Linked DNA regions of Homo sapiens: region 1 is linked to region 2. Evidence: read pairs that join two places in POLR2A ChIA-PET (ENCODE). Cell type or tissue: CD4-positive, alpha-beta T cell. All regions are shown on one strand.

The links. Peaks named below come from ENCODE experiments on the same cell type or tissue, not always from the same donor. Only the 100,000 strongest peaks of a DNase experiment are listed, where the experiment ranks them.
Region 1: POLR2A ChIA-PET joins it to region 2 with 6 read pairs; 2 of 35 experiments call an interaction of 5 or more read pairs at or near these places.

What each region holds. Positions count from the first base shown.
Region 1 is chr17:65,493,444-65,497,443 of GRCh38, reverse strand. No RefSeq gene overlaps it. Among named protein-coding and RNA genes, the nearest start is that of LINC02563, 38 kb to the right of the region's middle. RefSeq lists enhancers at 636-1,268, 1,902-2,534. In CD4-positive, alpha-beta T cell, no CTCF peak of the experiment used is centred here; a DNase peak (open chromatin) is centred at 1,983; H3K4me3 peaks cover 411 bases.
Region 2 is chr17:65,768,523-65,772,522 of GRCh38, reverse strand. All of the region lies in intron 21 of CEP112 (centrosomal protein 112), which reads left to right. Among named protein-coding and RNA genes, the nearest start is that of AXIN2, 210 kb to the right of the region's middle. In CD4-positive, alpha-beta T cell, no CTCF peak of the experiment used is centred here; no DNase peak of the experiment used is centred here.

The DNA.
Region 1 (4,000 bases), 280 kb after region 2:
TCTACCAAAAATACAAAAATTAATTGGGCGCAGTGGCACACGCCTGTAGTCCCAGCTACTCAGGAGGCTGAGGCAGGAGAATAGCTCGAACCTGTAAGGCAAAGGTTGCAGTGAGCCGAGATTGCACTACTGCACTCCAGCCTGGATGATAGAGTGAGACTCCGTCTCGGGAAAAAAAAAAAAAAAAAAAATTACCTCCATGAGTTAATGTGTTGATGAAATAAAATGAATAGAACACTTTTCCTGTATCTGGCCATGCTCTAAGTGTGTTATTTGTCTTAACCCGTTGGGTCCTCACAGAACCCTAAGAGGCAGGTCCCCATGTGACGGCCAGGAAGCAGAAACACAGCAGGGTTTGGTAACTAGTCTAGGGTCCCAGGACTGAACCTGGCCAGTGGGACACGGAGCCTGCCCTGCCTTTCTGGGTGGGCTTGATGGAATAGACGAAGCCCCCAATGCACCCGCCATGCCCTCCTCAACATCGCTGGAGCTCCCCCCCGCTCCCCAGGGGCCCACCCTGCACGGTGTTTTCCCAGTGGCTGGCTGCTAACCATTGCCTCCCCCTCATTCCTGCCTTTCTGGAAGGTCCAGCGAGCCTTGCTTTTCTCTTCTGAGAAGGTCCCTCAAGGCATCTCTCAGCAACTCACCTCTGAGAGGAATCCTGCCTCCCGCCTGGAAGGCAGGTGTTGCCATCAATGTTGGGTCTGAAAACCATTGTCCTCTTCCTGCTAAGCATGGAAGGTCCCCCACAGAAAGTTGACAATAATTGCAATTTTCCTTCCTTAGGAATGGGGTTTGTCTCTGGGGGAGGGCCCAGTCCTCCCTCCTCCTGCGCCCCTCCCACCCCCACCCCACTTTTTGCCTTCTCTCTTCCATTTAGAAATGTTGATGGAAAAACTTTGATTAGTAGGACTCCAGCCACAGGATAAACAGGCCCTGGAGGACTCATAACCTGGTCTCCATAGAACAGCCACACCTAGGGTGATCAGTGGGGAACAGAGGCGCTTGCAATCTGCAACAGTTACACATGAGAAATTCAGGGAGGAGGCAGGGCGTGGTGGCTCACGCCTGTAATCCCAGCACTTTGGGAGGCCAAGGCAGGCGGATCACTTGAGGTCAGGAGTTCGAGACCAACTTGGCCAGTATGGTGAAAACCTGTCTCTAAAAATACAAAAATTAGCCAGGTGTGGTGGCATGTGTCTGTAATCCCAGCTACTCGGGAGGCTGAGGCAGGAGAATTGCTTGAACCTGGGAGGTGGAGGTTGCAGTGAGCCAAGATCGCGCCACTGCACTCCAGCCTGGGCGACAGCGGGAGACTCTGTCTAAAACAAAACAAACAAAAAACCCCAGCAGAAACAAACAAACAAACAAACAAAAAAGGGAAGAAGTAAAAAATAAAATTAAAAAAAAAAAGAAATTCAGAGACATAGAGGTAGGTGGTCACAACTGTAGGAAGAACAGGGGGGCAGGAGAATGGGCATCAGGCTTAGCAAGGTGTATGGCCCAGGCCTGGAGGTGCGGAGTTGCTAAAGACATTCCAGAGCTGCAAGTTTGCTGGAGCGGGGACCTGGGCTGGGTAGAGCTAATGAGGCAAGGAAGGAGAGTAGGTCAGGCTCTGCCTGACTTGGAGGACATTAATGCCTCCATCCAGCAGACTGCGTTTTCAAAATGAGTTTGGAAACCTTCAGTGAATCGTGACGCTAATATAAAAGGCTGCAATCAGCATTAAAAAAAAAAAAAAAAAAAGAGTAGAAAATGTGAATGCATCGCACATAACAGCGGCAAGAGTTGTTTTGTGAGTTTTTTTTGAGCTTGATATGTATGGATGTCTGTAGGTGTTGGCTGGGTCCCCACGGAAGATGCCTGTCTTACCGAGGGTTGCCGCAGTTGGAGGCTCGCTGCCGAGAATCACGGCCCAGTGGAGAAGGGTTCAGGGAATGCTCTTGCGGCTCCTTGGTCCATCTTGTGGCTGCTCGGCCTGGGTGCGGAGAAGGGGAGGGGCCCCGCCTCGCCCCGCACCTGTGGGCTGCTGGCATTTCCTGAGGCTGCTGGTTGTTTGAAGGCTTAACTGCAACCTGCTGTGAAGCAGCTCTTGCTGAGTGCAAAGCATTTTTGAGGGAGTGGGGGTGGGGGTGTGGACTCTGCTTAATTAAAACAGGGAGAGGTTGACATGAGGGACCTTTAGTGGTTTTTGATCTCTCTCTCTTGCTCTGCCCGCTTTCTAACTTGAGGGGGAAAGAAAGCTTTTTCCTACTCTTTCTTCTTCAACCTCTCCTCTTTCACAGACCTGGCAGGTGCGCTGGGCGTTCTGCCCTCCCTGAGGCCCCTCCTTCTCCATCTTGAAAGGGCTGCATTCTGGGGGCAGTTTATACACACGGTGTTGTTGCTTGGGGGGATTAACCATTCACCCGTGAAATGACCTTGACCTTCTGAAGAGTCTTGACCTTCTAAAGGGTTTCAAAAATACATATATAACATATAAAATATAACATAGAAAAATATATATTATATACTATATGTCATATATATAACATATAATTATAAACGTATTATATGTAATTTTATATATAATTATATATGTATATGTAATTTTATGTATAATTATAAATGTATATGTAATTTTATATATATTATTATATATATCTGGTTTCCCTACCAAACAACATAAAAATATCTCATTGCAAATCTGGAAAACCTCTGTCCCTTGGCAAAAGCACTGTGTCTTGGAAGATACATAGGTGTTGGGACAAGCAGGTCCTGGGACAAGCAGGTCCAGGTTCAAGTCCTGGCCCAGTCATTTATTAGCTATGTGGCCTTAGAAGTTGAACTTCCCTGAGCCTCTCTTTTCTCACTGGCAAGATAATTTGTTGTGAGGAAGTATGAGATGAAACCTATCCAAAGTCAAGCATGTGCTTGCTGAGATAATTCAGTTGTGCTCAAACAGACTGTGTTGGGATGGTAGACATTATGGTTCATATCTCTCAAAATCTAATGCCTATCAATAGTCACAGAAGGTTGGAGCCAAGGAGCAAACCATCCACCCAAGTCCCTTTATTTTGCACATGGGGAAACTAAGGTCTTGAGACATTAAGCAATTTGCCAGCACCATGTGACAAACAGGTCAAGTATATTACAGTTGTATTAAGGCCTCTGTGTTGCATTTATAACTACTCTCTCTAGAGAGTGGCTTTTAGAATATCAGAAAGATGCATTCTTCCCCACACCCCCTTAATTCTCAGGAACACACTTACTGTGTTTTCACAATAAGTTGTGTGGGATCAGCTGACCAACTGGTAATGAGGGCTTGAGACAGAGCCTGTTCTCCAAGCCCTTCCATTTCTATACTTTTTTTTGCGAGCCAGAGTCTTGCTCTGTTGCCCAGGCTGGAGTGCAGTGGCGACAGAGCGAGACTCTGGCTCAAAAAAAAAAAAAGTATAGAAATGGAAGGGATTGGGGAACAGGCTCTTCCTCCCAGGTTCAAGTGACCTTCCTGCCACAGCCTCCTGAGTAGCTGGGACTACAGGTTTGTGCTACCATGCCCAGCTAATTTTTGTATTTTTAGTAGAGATGGGGTTTCACCATGTTGGCCAGCCTGGTCTTGAATTCTTGACCTCAGGTGATCCACCTGCCTTGACCTCCCAAGGTCCATTTCTATACCTTTGATTTTATTCCAGCAAACCAGTGGCAGGCAGAGTAGCTTGTGTCAGCGCCATACCTATTTTTCAGAGCGGGAAACTGAAGCTCAGAGGATTAAGTGACCAGTGCCAAGTTCATAGAGCTAGAAGTGGTAGTTATGCGGGTTCCATCTGAGTGCCTCCCACTGATAGCTATCAATGGGGCAGATACCCTATTACCAGGGAGAGAGCAGCCATCAGTTCAACACTTAAGAACAGACATACAAGCAGTGGTTCAACCTTGGAATCTGCTGGCTGGTGATGAGTATCAAAGTATCCAGTGAAAAGCACCTGTTAGTGATGCATATCTTCCATTAACCCCAGCA
Region 2 (4,000 bases):
TCTAACACTTAAGAGATTTATCCATTTTGTTTAAATTATCAAACATTTGTAAATATGATGTTCATATTTTCTTATTACCCTATTAATGTCTACAGAATCTGATAGTAATGTCCCCTGTCTCTATTTCTGATATTGGTAATTTGTGTCTTCTTTTTCAGATCTATACATCTAGAAATTTATCAATTTTATTGTTCTTAAAGAACCAGCTTTTGGTTTCATTAATTTTTCTCCATTGTTTTCCTCTTTTCTAATTCATTGATTTCAACTCTTATATTTATTTTCTTTCTTTTGCTTACTTGGTCTTTAATTTGCTATTCTTTTTCAGGTTGCTTCAATTGAAAGCTTATACCACTTATTTTTCAACTCCCTTCTTTGCTAATAAAAGAATTCAGAAGCTAAAAATTTCCTCTAAGTACTGATTTAGCTGCATTGTATAAGTATATGCTTCCATTTTCATTCATTTCCAAATATTTTCTAATTTCCTTTGCAATTTTTTTTTCAGGGACAGGGTCTTGCTGTGTTGCCCAGGCTGGAGAGCAGTGCCACTATCACAGCTCACTATAAACTCAAACTCCTGGGCTCAAGCAACCCTCCCACCTCCCAACTCCCAAGTAGCTAGGAATACAGACATGTACCACCACACCTGGCTAATTTTTAAATTATTTTTTTTCTTAGACATGGGGTCTCACTATGTTGCCCAGGCTCATCTTGAACTTCTGGCCTCAAGCAATTCTCCTGCCTTGGCCTCCCAAAGCACTGGGATTATAGACATGAGCTACCATGCCTAGCCATGATTCTTTCTTTGACTCTAATATTAGTATATGTCTATCTTTTACTTTACAAAAATTAAGATAAATTTCTGTTATGGATTTCTAATTTAATTTCTTTATGGTCAGAGCATTTAGTCTGTATGAGATCAATCCTTTTTAATTTACTGAAATTTATTTTATGGCCCAGAATATGGTCTATCTTGATTAATGGTCAAGTAGGTTGATAGCAGTTTTTGAATTATCTATATCCTCACTAATACGGTCTACTTGTCCTATCACTTCCTGTGAAAGGAGTTTTGAATTATCTTCAGTTGTCATTTGTGAATTTGCCTATTTATCCTTTCATTTCTGTCAGGTTTTGTTTCATGTATTTTGAAGCCCTTAAAATTAGGTACATACATATTTAGGATTGTTAGATCATTTTCATGAATTCAATTTTTATCATTGTGAAATGCCCCTCTGTATCTCTACAGAGATACAGAGCAGCTTCTTTGTTCTGGAATCCACTTTGTTTGATATTCATATGTTGACTCCACTTTTCTTATGATTACTGTTTGCATGGTACATCTTTTGTCATCCTTTTAATCTTAACCTTTTTTAAAAGATTTTTAAGCATTTATCGTGAAAGCACCATGTAGTTAAACTTTTTTTTAAAAACACAGTGATAAGCTTTGCCGATTAGTTGGAATTTTTAGGCTACTTATATTTAACATAGTTATTGATATTGTTAGGTTTTAATATACCATTTTGCTATTTCTTTTATATTTGTTTCTTTCTCCTCTTTTCCTACCTTTTATTGAATTATTTCTTTTTTTTTTTTTTTTAAGACGGAGTCTTGCTCTGTTGCCCAGGCTGGAGTGCAGTGGCTGAATTAATTATTTCTTAACATTTTATTTTATTTCTACTATTAGCTTATTAGCTATACCTCTTCACTGTTGGTTTTTATAGTTGTTGATCTAGGTTTTATTATATACATCTTAATTACAGTCTGTCTTCACCTACTGTTGTACCAGATCATATAAAATGTAAGTTTCTTAACAGTATACTTCCATTTCCACATTCATATTCTATGTTTCTGCAAGTATTATAAACCTCGCAATTTGTTATTATTGCTTTAAATATTCAATTGTCTTTTAAAGAAATTTTAACGTGAGAATAAAAAGTAATTTATATTTACACACTTTTTTTATGTCCAGTACTATTTGTTCCCTTGGTTTCATCCAGGTTTCCATTTAGTATCAGGTCCATCTGCCTGAACGACTTATTTCAACCTTTTTTGTAGTGCACATCTACTGGTGACAAATTCTCTCCAATTTTTCTTTGAATATGTGTGCTTTTCACTTTCAGTTTGGAAGGATAGTTTCACTGGATATGCATTTCTAGATTAACAGATTTTTTTTTTAATTTCAGCACTTTAAAGATTCATTGTATTGTTCTCTGACTTTTCAGATGAGAAATCTTCATTGATTCCTGTCTTTTTAATGTATCTGTTTTCTCTGGCTTCTTATAAGATTTTATATTTATTTCTTTTCTTTGCAATTTTATTATGTTATGCCTTGATATGGTTTTCTCTGTATTTATCTCATCTTTTGTTTGTTTGTTTGTTTGATGATCTTTTGGACTTGTGGTCTTAGAGGTTTTTTTTTTCATTTTGGAAAATTTTCAGCCATTCCATCTGCAAATATTTTTCCAAACCTCTTTCTCTTTCTGGGATACAACTACACATATGTTAGATGATGTGATACTATCTCAGAGATAACTGAGATTATTCAGTAAACTTACTCCTTGTCTCTCTGGGAACCATTTGGATATTTAAAATGTTATTTTTAGCTTAATTTCCAGTTTCTGCCCTGGCATGTAAGGTGCTTGGAAGTTGCCATTCATCCTAACAACAAGTAAAAAGCAGGAAAAAAACTGATCAGCATTTTTTATATTTATCAGAGAAGTAAACTCACAGGGAAAACTGCTGCTCCCAAATTTGGAGAGACAGTTGATTTTTATGTATGGCGTAAGATAAGGGTCCAATTTTATTCTTTTACATGTAGAAATACAGTTTTCCCAGCACTATTTATCGAAGAAACTATCTTTTCCTCACTGTGTTTTCTTGTTGCCCTTGCTGAAAATTAGTTGGCCATATATGTTTGGATTTATTTCTGGGCTCTCTATACTGTTCTATTAGTCTAGGCATCTGTTTCTATATCAGTACCATACAATTTTGGTTGCCACAGCTTTGTAATACAATTTTAAATCAGGATTTGTGATGCCTCCAACTTTATTTTTCTCAGAATTGCATTGGCTATTTGGGGTCTTTTGTGGGTCCTTATGAATTTTAGGTTTTTTTTTCTATTTCTGTGAAGACTGTCATTGAAATTTTGATAGGGTTTGCATTGCATCTATATATTCCTTTGGGAGTAGTATGGACATTTAAAAAATATTAATTCTGCCAATCCAAGAGCATGGAATATCTTATTTCTTTGTGTCCTCTTCAATTTCTTTTATTAATGTTTTATAGTTTTCAGTGTACAGGTCTCTCCTTGGTTAAATTTATTCCTATTTTATTTTTTTGATGTGATTGTAAATGAGGTTGTTTTCTCAGTTTCCTTTTTGGCTACATTGTTGTGTATAGAAATGTCAGATTTTTATATATTGATTTTATATCTTGCAACTTTATGGAGTTAATTTATTAGATCTAATAGGTTTTTGTGTGCAATCTTTGGGATTTTTCACATACACAATCATGTCATCTGCAAATAGACATAATTTTACTTCTTTTTTATCCAGCTTGAATACCTGTTATTTCTTCTTACTGTCTAATGGTTCTTGATAGCACCTCCAGTACTCTGCTAAGTAGAAGTGCTAAGAGTTGGCATCCTTACCTTATACCAGATCTTAGAGAAAAAGCTTTCAGTTTCTCCCCATTGATTATGATGTTAGCTGTGGGTTTTACTCAAATAGGCTTTATTATGTTGAAGAACTTTCCTTCTGTATCTAAACTGTTAAAAGTTTTTATCAAATCAGACATCGAGCTGTATTGAATGCTTTTTTGTCAACTGATATGATCATGTGGTTTGTTAATGTGATATATCACACTGATTGATTTGTGTATATTAAACCAGCCTTGCATGTCAGGGGTAAAACCCACTTAATCACGATGTATTGATGTGTTGTTGAATTTGGTTTGATAATATTTTATTGAAGAGTTTTGCATCAATGTTCTTCAGAGAGGTTGG